Regions from separate parts of the Homo sapiens genome. Here region 1 is linked to region 2. Evidence: chromatin contacts called from ENCODE Hi-C or POLR2A ChIA-PET data. All regions are on one chromosome and are shown on one strand. Each heading gives the region's core, a stretch centred on a gene start or an enhancer-like site at or near the end of the contact. The rest is flanking DNA. Distances are from core to core; before and after follow the strand shown.

Region 1 (5,040 bases), core at 2,458-4,957, 120 kb before region 2:
TGCAGCAAATTACCATAACTAAACAGTTTAAGAACCCATAAAGCTCCTCTGCCCTGGCATTGCCAAATTAATAGATTAACAGCTACACATAAGGAAAATGTCAGATGTTAAATATTTTTCATTAGTAATAAGTTGGAAATTTGTGACCTCAGAAAGCTTATGTAATCTCTTAAGTGCCTGAACCAGAGTTAATTTTATCTTATTATTTTTCAACTTACAAGGATTTTCAGGCAAGACTCTAGGCTGCTCTGTATAAATTTTTTTTTAATGAAACACCATTCAAACTACCTTTTCTGATATTATTTAATTGAAATGTAGGGTCCAGTTTGGGCATTAATTTATGTCTTGATGTAGCATGTTTTCAAAGCACCTACTGTCTTCTGGGTACCTTGCTGGATACAGAGGCAAATAGATGCACAGGCCTAGAACGGGGACACATGGGAGCACAATACAGTGCCATGGTGAGTTCAGGAGGGGCCCCCAGAGGAGGGGGAGGGGATTGGCTGATTTCCTTTTTACAGTGGCTAAGAGCATACAGTATGGAGCCAGAAAGCTTGGGTTCAAATTCTGACTCCATAGTTTACGAGATGTATGACTTGGGTTCCTTACTTAACAATTTATCTGCGTCAGAATGACCCCAGCTGAAAAGTGGGGGTATTCGTAGTACATTCCACAGGGGATTGGTTCCAGGACACCCTGTGGATACCGAAATCTGAGGATGTTCAAGTTTGTTATATAAAATGGCACGGCATTTGCATACAGCCTATGGTTGTCCTCCCACACACTTTAGATTATCTCTAGACTGTGTATAATACCTAATACAAAGTAAACACTATGTAAATAGTTGTTATACTCTCCTGTTCTTTAAATTTTTTATTGTTGTATTATTATTTTTTGTTGGGTTTAAAAAAAATTTTTCAATCCACAATTGGTTGACTCTGCAGATGTGAATCCCATGGATGTAGAGAGCCAACTGTATAGACCTCATATTTGGATTAAAATGAGAGAATATTTTTAAAGCCCTTAGACTAGTGCTTGCTTGTTACATGGTAAGAACTAAATAAGTGTTTTAAACAAGTCAAGTAAAATAAATAATGTGAATTTTGACCAAAGTATGAACTAAAGAAAACTCTGTTGTGAAAAATATAGAAACTAACTGGCAGGTATTTTAACATTTGTTTTTAAATGTATGGAAACTTTAGTTGATAATTAGCTTGCAAGGTTCTGTCACTAGGTTCTGTCTGCAGAACCTTGGCTAACTTTTGTTTCTTTTGGTTTTGGTTATTTTAACATTTTCAGGTAAGGAATAACTTTCTAACAGAGAGGCTCCAAAATGCAATGAATGGCCATTTGTGCTGTTTTAAGTTTCTTTCTTGTTACTAGAAATATTTAAGCAAAGGATGAACCTGCCTGAGATGTAGCTTTGTGGGTGTCTGCATTGGATAGGGGAGGGAGGAGGAGGTCAAACAAGTGAACTTCTAAGAGCCAATAGATTTTTTTTTTTTCAGTCATGATTTGGTTTAGAAAGGCATGTGACATTGGGATTGGGGCTCTGGAGATGCGAAACAGCAATATCACTAGAGAGGCTGGTTGAAGTTGGGAAGAACTGAGAGAAGTTGAAGGCAGAAAGTGGAGAGCTTTAATTGCTGGTCTAAAACGTGGACTTTGGATGGGCTTGGTGGTTCACACCAGCACTTCGGGAGGCCCAGGCAGGAGGATTGCTTGAGGCTAGCAGGTTGAGACCATCCTGGACAACGTAATGAGACCCATGTCTCTACAAAAAATAAAAAATTAGCTGCATGTGGTGGTGCATGCCTGAAGTCCTGGCTACTCAGGAGGCTGAGCCAGGAGGATGAGGATTGCTTTACATACATACATACATACATACATACATACATACATACATACATGGACTTCATTTTGTAGAGAATGGAGAGGCATTGCCTGTTTTGAATAGTAGAGTGACTTAGATTAAAAGGGAGGTTTTACATGGATTAATCTGGTAACAGGTGCTCAGATTGGAAGCAGGAGTCCTGGAAGCCAAGGCCCCTGTGCAGGCAGGCAGGGATAAGATGGTGTGGGAGAGGTAGCTACAATGACTTTGAGCTCCGGACCTGAGGTAAGCTGGTATAGGTATTTGAGGGTCAAAAAGAGAGTATTTAGCCCTCGGAGCAGGCGGCGGGGGCGGCCTGTGCAGCAATGGCTAAGATCAAGTCTCGGGACCTTCACGGGAAGGAGAAAGAGTTGCTGCTCAAACAGCTGGACGACCTGAAGGTGGAGCTGTCCCAGCTGCGCATCGCCACTGACAGGCGGCGCGGTCTCCAAGCTCTCTAAGATCCGTGTCATCCACAATTCCATTGCCCGTGTTCTCACCGTAATTAACCAGACTCACACAAAGAAAACCTCAGGAAATTCTACAAGGGCAAGAGGTACAAGCCCCTGGACCTGCGGCCTGAGAAAACATGCGCCTGCGCCACTGGCCCAGCAAGCACGAGGAGAACCTGAAGACCAAGCAGCAGCCGCGGAAGGAGCGGCCGTACCCGCTGCAGAAGTACACAGTGAACGCCTGAACGTCACATTGTCAATAAAAGAGAGCTGGCCGAAGAGAACAAAAGAAAAGTGTGTATTTAATATGCAATTCTGTATTCATTCAACAAATATTTATTGAAGGCAAACAATGCAGAACTCATAACCCTCTGATGATGGACTCATCATGTGGTTCTCATGCAGGAGCAAAACACACAGCATATGCCTTCCATGTGCAGCATAAATCCCATTGCAGTGAGCCATGTTACAGGGCAGTTTCTGCCTGTACCAAAACAGACGCTGCTTTCTCTGGGCCTCCGCGTGTAGCAGGGTTCCTTCACTTTTAATGAAAATGTCTGATTGTGTGTCTTCATTAACTACAAAGAGATCAGACCAGTGGAACTGAAGATGGCTTTGATGTTCTACAATCAAGTCAGATTTATTCATCCTAGCCCTGTGTGTCTTTCTACCTCAAAACACCAGGTTACTGCTAAAATCCAAATAAACTCATCAAAGTGCCATAGCACGAGATCCAGCTGTGCCTCCTTCACTGCCCTTCTTTCCTTGTATTCAGAACTTCCACTTTCTATTTCGCTTTTGGCTTCACAGTTTGAGACTGGGAAAAGGCGTATTATTCCAAAAAACAGATGGCTGAGCCTTAGAGAGCTGGTGAATTTCTGCAGAGATGATCAGTATAGCACTTAGCACATTGTTGGTGCTCAAGAAATGTACTAAAAGTTAAAACAGATTTTAAATAGACTGACTTTGCTGTAATTGAGGTATCCTAAGGGAGCTTTTAAATCCCCAGTGTTACCAAAATGCCCAGCCATCCTTGGAAAAACTAACTAAAGCAGTCTGGAATAGACTTTCCTTCTGTATTTTCTGCCCAAAGATGACTCTTAAACTCCTCTCTACTCCCCAAAAGTTAAATGCCTGGAACATAGACAAGATGACAACCTTCTAATGCCAGGCTAGCATTTTTCACCTTAGTACAGCACAGAAACATGTAATGCCTCCCTCTAAGTCCTAGGAAGTTCTTCATATGCTCATGTTACAGGGTAACTGAAGCACGGAGTTTGCCCGCCTACTGTCCAGTTCTTTTGGTAATGGAATGTCTTGTTCCTCTGCATGCTGCCTGTGGACTCAGAGCAGTTCTGCTCCTTGTCAGATTTATTTGGCACACGTAGCACAGACCACACAAGTGGCCTCTGTCAACTCTGATAAAAAGGGGGAGCTCAACACCCTTTTATGAACATTCTCCTTTAAACCTGTCAGGCTCTAAAATTAGGCAGGAGTTGCTATCACCAGACATTCTTCTGTCTGAAGGGGCTGCCCTTTGCAGCCTACCTTCATCTTTCATAGATGAGCACATCTCATGACTGGCGATAATGGGAGTCCTGGCATTTGCCTCAGATAGCTCAGTATCTGAACTGCATCAAATGCATTACTGAAGATTGTTTTCAGGAACCTAACTGATTGCACATTCGTGCGTCTTAACACAATTGATTTTATTACTAAATGTACGCATCTCAAGGAGAATAATAATTTCAAGAGAGACAGTTGATCTTTGCACAACTAAGGTCATTGATTTGAAGGAACAGTAATGTTCCATTGATTTGTCATATTTACTTCTCTTTTTTCTTTAAAGGAAGATATTCTTTTTTTTTTGAAATCAGATTTACATGTTAAGGCAGCTAGATGTGTGTTTAGTGATTGCCCTCTTGTGCTAAAACATGCTTCCAGAGTTAAACTGCTTTATCATTGGTGATGCCTCTGGAAAGTTGTGCTTGACAACAGAGATGGGATTTCTGAAACTTTAGACTTATGTACTTTATATAAATGTACACCATTTCTTCAGTAGTTTTTTTTTTTTAACATAAAGCATTCAGCTCAAGGATCTGTGAGTTCTTATCTGTTAAACAATTATTCTTAGAATATGGTTTTAAATGTGCAAAATCAGAAGCTGCTTTAAATTTAATTGATTACTTAAAAAGTTGGGATAGCTTTATGATTTGCTCAAGCATTTTTTTATTTGTGAAATGAATTGTGTCTGTTAAGCCTTAAAAAAATACTATTGAAATGGAATTTTTTTGGTAGAATGGCCATGGCAAGATATAGTGGGATTTTTATTGTTTTAATAATCTGTCTTCAAGATGGTAACACTAATGACTGTGTGGAGAAGGATCATCTTTCTAAGCTGACTCATTTTGCTAAAATAGTAACAGCAGCCCCTCTTGTATCTGGAATATCGCTTTTGAAATGTTTGAGTGAGTCTCCTTTTTAAGAAAATAACAAAAACAGTCTGGGCGCGGTGGCTCACGCCTATAATCCCAGCACTTTGGGAGGTTGAGATGGGCAGATCACTGAAAGTCAAGAGATCGAGACCATCCTGGCCAACATGGTGAAACCCTATCTCTACTAAAAATACCAAAGTTACCCGGGTGTGGTGGTGCACACCTGTATTCTCAGCTACTCAGGAGGCTGAGGCAGGAGAATCGCTTGAACCTAGGAGGC
Region 2 (4,759 bases), core at 1,832-4,331:
GACTTCATGACTATCACATTGTCTAAGATGGAATGTTAAATACACTCTTTTAAATAGGAAAAGAAAACAAGCTGTATGGAAAAGAAAACAAATTGTAACTAATTAAATTGTTGTAAGTCATAAACCAGCCTTGTATAGAAAATGTTATAATCCTACTAAGTTTCTTTGTTTTCTGCTGGTATATGCAAGATCTTAACTTTGGAGCACTAACTCCATTCCTTTGGAGTCTGTGTTATCTGAATGGCATTCTCAGCTTTTCACTTGGAAAAATGCTTTTAAACTGGATTCTGATCCTTTCCATTATTTCAGGTAGACATACTAATAATATAATAGTATATAGTCATTTAAAAGAAGAATTTTATATATACTATATATGTGAAAAGATAAATGAACTTCAAGGTATTTTGTTGTCTGGAAAAGAAAGTTGGCAGATACAGTATAATGCCAAGCAATATATCTTAGTATATTGAATTATATTCATGTATTACTTATACAATAAAATGTATAATAACAAAAAATGAGGGATACAGAGAAAGAGAACTCTGCCATGATCAAGGCAAGAAAATACATGTGAAGGAGTAAGAAAGAGAAAAATCAGAATGCAGCAGGGCAGCAGTATTTAACACAAAATTTTCAAAGAGGGATCGCACTCTGTATATACTCTCAAAATTTGGGTCGGGGGGTGCATTTAGGAGTCCAGGCATGGATTAAGTAGATCCTCTGCTCAGGGTTTCACAAAACTGCAATTAAGGTGTCATTGGTTTGTGTTCTCATGTGGATGATTGACTGGGGAAAGATTTACTTCCAAGTTCACTTAGGCTGTTGACAGAATTCATTTCCTGGAGTTTGTAGGACTTCTTGCTGGCTGGCTATGGGCCGGAAGCTGCCTTTCAGCTCCTAGAGGCTGCCCATGGTTCCTCACCATGTGGACTTTCCAAGCATGGCCACTGCCTTCATCAGGCCAGACCGGACAGTCTCTAGAGAGAGTCTGTTCATAAGAGACAGTCTTTTATAATGTAATGTGGTCATGGGAGTGATATCCATCACCTTTGTTATATTTATTTTCAGAAGCAAGTCACAGGTCCCAACCCCTCTTAGGAGGAGGGGATCTAACACAGGTATGAACATGAACAGGTACTGGGAATCAGAAACTATTGGGGCCACTGAAGAATCTGTCACACAGGGATATCTTTGTTGCATTGAGACAGGAAAGCTATTTTAAGATGGTGTGGTGAAAAAGGATAAAAGCTCCTTACTCAAGCTCTAGCTTATCTAACTCTCAGTCAATAGGTAACAAAACACCCAAGAAGCTGTTAACTGCAAGCTCCTATTTCAGAGGGCTAGGGACTTCCCCAGATCCCCGCCTGTACAGTTAGACTTAAACTCCAACCTACATTTACCCCTTCCTCACTTTAATGCTAAAAATTACTCCTGGGGTGGAGATTTAAAATGCTAATGCTACATATGATGTATGAAAAAGCATATTGGGCCACTGTGCAAGCACTAGAAAAACTCCTCCTATAGGTGCCCTGATGTAACCCTCCCCTATAGAAAGACCCTATAAAACTGACCCACACACTATCCTCAGAGCAGTCCGTTCCTTTGCCTTTCTTGGTGCTGACTCCCTTGCGCACAAGCTGAATACACTTTCCTTTGCTGCTATGTTTGGTGATCTCTGTTAATCTCTATCATGGGAGATCATAAGAATCCAGGGCAACAGTAACAGCTTCTGAGTTTTTAAATTAAAAATAACAGTAATATAATCCTTAAATTTTTAAAATGTAGGACACTAAACAAGTAAAATCTAAATCCAGAGTACATCTGACCTCAAAGTTCATGGGCTTCTCACTTCCCTGGCCATAGTTTAAAGGTGTGTGTGTGTGTATATATATATATATACATATATATACACACACACACACACACACACACACACACACACACACTATGGACTACATCCAGTTCAAACTGGATTTCCAACATTTGAGTAAATCCCTGCAATGAAGAGAAAGAGCAAAGGCCTAGGAGTCAACTGGTTTCTAGCCATTTCTGGGGTGTAAGAATATGTGTATTTCTTGATCCTCAGTTCCAGCATCAATTAAAGGGAGTTAATTTTACCATCTATATTCACTGTTTTTGTGGTTACCCTGGGGCTCAAAAAAGACACTGATTGCTCAATAAATTCTTGTTCCTGGAGTCGCTGTTATCAATATGGTTATATAAAATGAAAGCGAACTAGAAGACAGGAGATGACATTCTTAAATTAGTGGCGTGTTTTACTGGTCGTCACCAACCCTCACATTTGTTTCATCACAAAAACAAAACAAAACTTTGCTAATTGCAAAGGAAGAAAAAATGCACCTGATCATTGCTTTAAAATTGTATGCATTTGGTTATTACTGATATGAGCTTTTTGTCATTTGTGTTTTTAAATTTTTTCCTTTTATGATTGTCTATGCCCTTTACTCATTTGCTTTTAGAGATGTTCATTGATTTGAATATAGATATTTTATTTTTCATGCAACAGTCCGTATTTATTGGTTGGGTGCGGTGGCTCACATCTGCAATCCTAAGCTTTAGGAGGCTGAGTCAGGAGGATGCCTGGGCCCAGGAGGTCGAGATTGCAGTGAGCCGTGATCACCACTGCACTCCAGCCTGGGTGACAGAGCGAGACACCATCTCTAAAAAAAAAAAAAATACTATATTTACCTCTCTCTCTCTCTCTCTCTGTCCAATACACCCTAATATTCCCGTCCCCACTATGGTGATTTACCTCTTCATTTTGTTTACGGTGTGTGTGGAGCGGGGGTGAGAGAGCAGGCGTGCAGTTGCCTTGGTTCAGCAGCCAGCCCATCGCTCCTGCCTAGTGTGACTGTGAATACTAGGTGTATGTTACAACCGGGAGCGGTGTACACTCGGGGAACCGCATCTTTGGAAACTTCGGTCCGTAGCGGCCGCTAGGATTCTCCGCAGCCCCGCACCCCGGTGGCCGAACCGCCTGCCCCGGCCCAGACGCAGCCGCCGCGCCCGCCCACCCGGCTGCGCCCCGGGGCGCGCGCCCGTGCCCGGCACCCGCCCGCGCCGCCGCGCCGCTCCGGAGCCCGCTGCGGTCACGCTGCGCCCGGCGCCGCAGGGTGGGCGGCGAGGCACTCACGAGGGGGACGCTGAGGGCTTCCGCGCGGGCCACCCGGGTCAAGCGCGCTCCGCCGGGAAACTTCTGCGGGCGCCGGGCTGAAGCTCCGGGCAGGGCTGGGAAGGAAAGGTAAGAAGGTGAGCCCGGGGGCGCTGCGTCCGCCGCCTTCCGGTGCTGTCCGCACCCTCGCACCTCGCGGCCGCTTCGGGCAACTTAGCGGGCGCGGCTTCTGCTGGGCCGCCGACCCCTGCGAGCGCTTGCGTCTCGCTGCCCCGCGCTGCCCGCGCCGCTCCCTTCCCGGCTCCGGTCAACTCCGCGCCCTGGGGTCCGGGGTCTGGGGTCCCGGCTGTGTCGCCGCTCACAGCTCGGAGGTCTAGGGGATCCTTTGCTGCGGTTCCTATCCGCGCCGACCCCTGAAGAACGCGAGTCGTATGCCCTAGAGGCTTCTGGGCGAATATTCCTCCCAGATCTTTTCCTGCAGGTCCTACTCTGGCCCCAGGCACCCTGGAGCCGAAATAAACAGGCCAGTTTTGCAAGGGAGAAAAGCCGTTCCTAGGGGCCCTTGTCAGTCCTGGGGAAGTCATGCCAGCGCCGGGAGTTTCCTTCCCCCCTACTCCCGCCCCCGGTCTGTAAGCAAAGGGCCTGACTGGTGTCAGTGCTCTCACACTGTTCTCACAGAGTTGGGGGTACAAAAAAGCTGCCTCATCAAAGGTCGCGCGGACCTGTTTTCTCCATTTGGGGATCCCCCTGCCAAAAAAGAAATTTGCCAACCCCTAAATTGTCTTATCACCATGTCGGTTACAGTGGTATAGTTTTGAGGGTCTGTATTTTAGGCAAAGATGAAAGGCACAACCAAAATACAGTAAGAGGGGCAGTGCCAAAAATTTAGCCAGAAGACATTTGCAGAAAGTGAAAAATTCTGTTTGTAAATAATAAATGGAAAAGTAGAATTAGAAGCCCACTTTTGGACGCAATTTGATTTACTAAACTTCGTTGCTTCCTGACTTTTCACTCTAATTCCGGTAGTTAGATATTTTGAATTTGCAAGCCTACAAACTGCAATTGAGTTTTATAGCAGCCTTAAAAAATTATTGTTGCCTGTTCATACTAAGTTTAGTGGCTATTTTTTTTCCTTCTTGTTTTTAATTCTACGGACTGTTGCATGAAAATATCCTCTTGTGAGAGTACAATAACTTGGCATTGTTCTTTGTGACAATAGAAAACCAAACAAGAACTACATGAGACAGAAAATATAAACAAAAAATTGGATCTCAGTTTCCATATTCGCAAAATGAAGAGCTCTGGCTGATCCCAGATTCCAGATATCTCTGAGGTTCTGTCCTGAAAAATCTGTGTGTGTGTGTGTGTGTGTGTGTGTGTGTGTGTGTGTGTGTGTGTCTTCAGGAGTTTGGGATACAAATATTAATTGAAATCTAAGATATTCTCTGTCCTCAAAATTTTATACATTTAAATGGGAAATATTTGATAGTTGAGTTTCTTTAATCATATCAGTCCCTCAAAATAGCTGAATCATGGTGCATCTTCTGCCTCTAAATGGTTACATTCTATGCTATTAAATAAAAATGTGTCATGGGAAACAAAAGTCCCATACTTTTCACCACAAGA

The links. A loop is a pair of places that touch in the nucleus more often than their neighbours do. ChIA-PET counts read pairs that join two places held with the same protein, here RNA polymerase II (POLR2A). Pooled maps may share reads with other maps.
Region 1: a map of Right ventricle myocardium inferior shows a loop between it and region 2 (7-fold over the local background). The contact joins the enhancer-like site here to the promoter of POPDC3 in region 2. A Hi-C loop is called at or near these places in 3 of 168 maps with a recorded cell type or tissue (MCF 10A, PC-3 and Right ventricle myocardium inferior), 1 of 37 single-sample maps with no recorded cell type and 3 of 50 pooled maps. POLR2A ChIA-PET finds 5 or more read pairs at or near these places in 2 of 52 experiments (MCF 10A and Panc1).

What each region holds. Positions count from the first base shown.
Region 1 is chr6:105,299,983-105,305,022 of GRCh38, reverse strand. All of the region lies in intron 10 of PREP (prolyl endopeptidase), which reads left to right. It also overlaps the pseudogene RPL35P3. Among named protein-coding and RNA genes, the nearest start is that of PREP-AS1, 23 kb to the right of the region's middle. Within about 2 kb of position 3,707, at least 5 of the 41 ENCODE cell types and tissues checked have a DNase peak (open chromatin) inside an H3K27ac peak, as active enhancers do.
Region 2 is chr6:105,178,336-105,183,094 of GRCh38, reverse strand. POPDC3 (popeye domain cAMP effector 3) reads left to right here and starts at 3,081. Exons shown (of 4, transcript NM_022361.5): 1 at 3,081-3,262.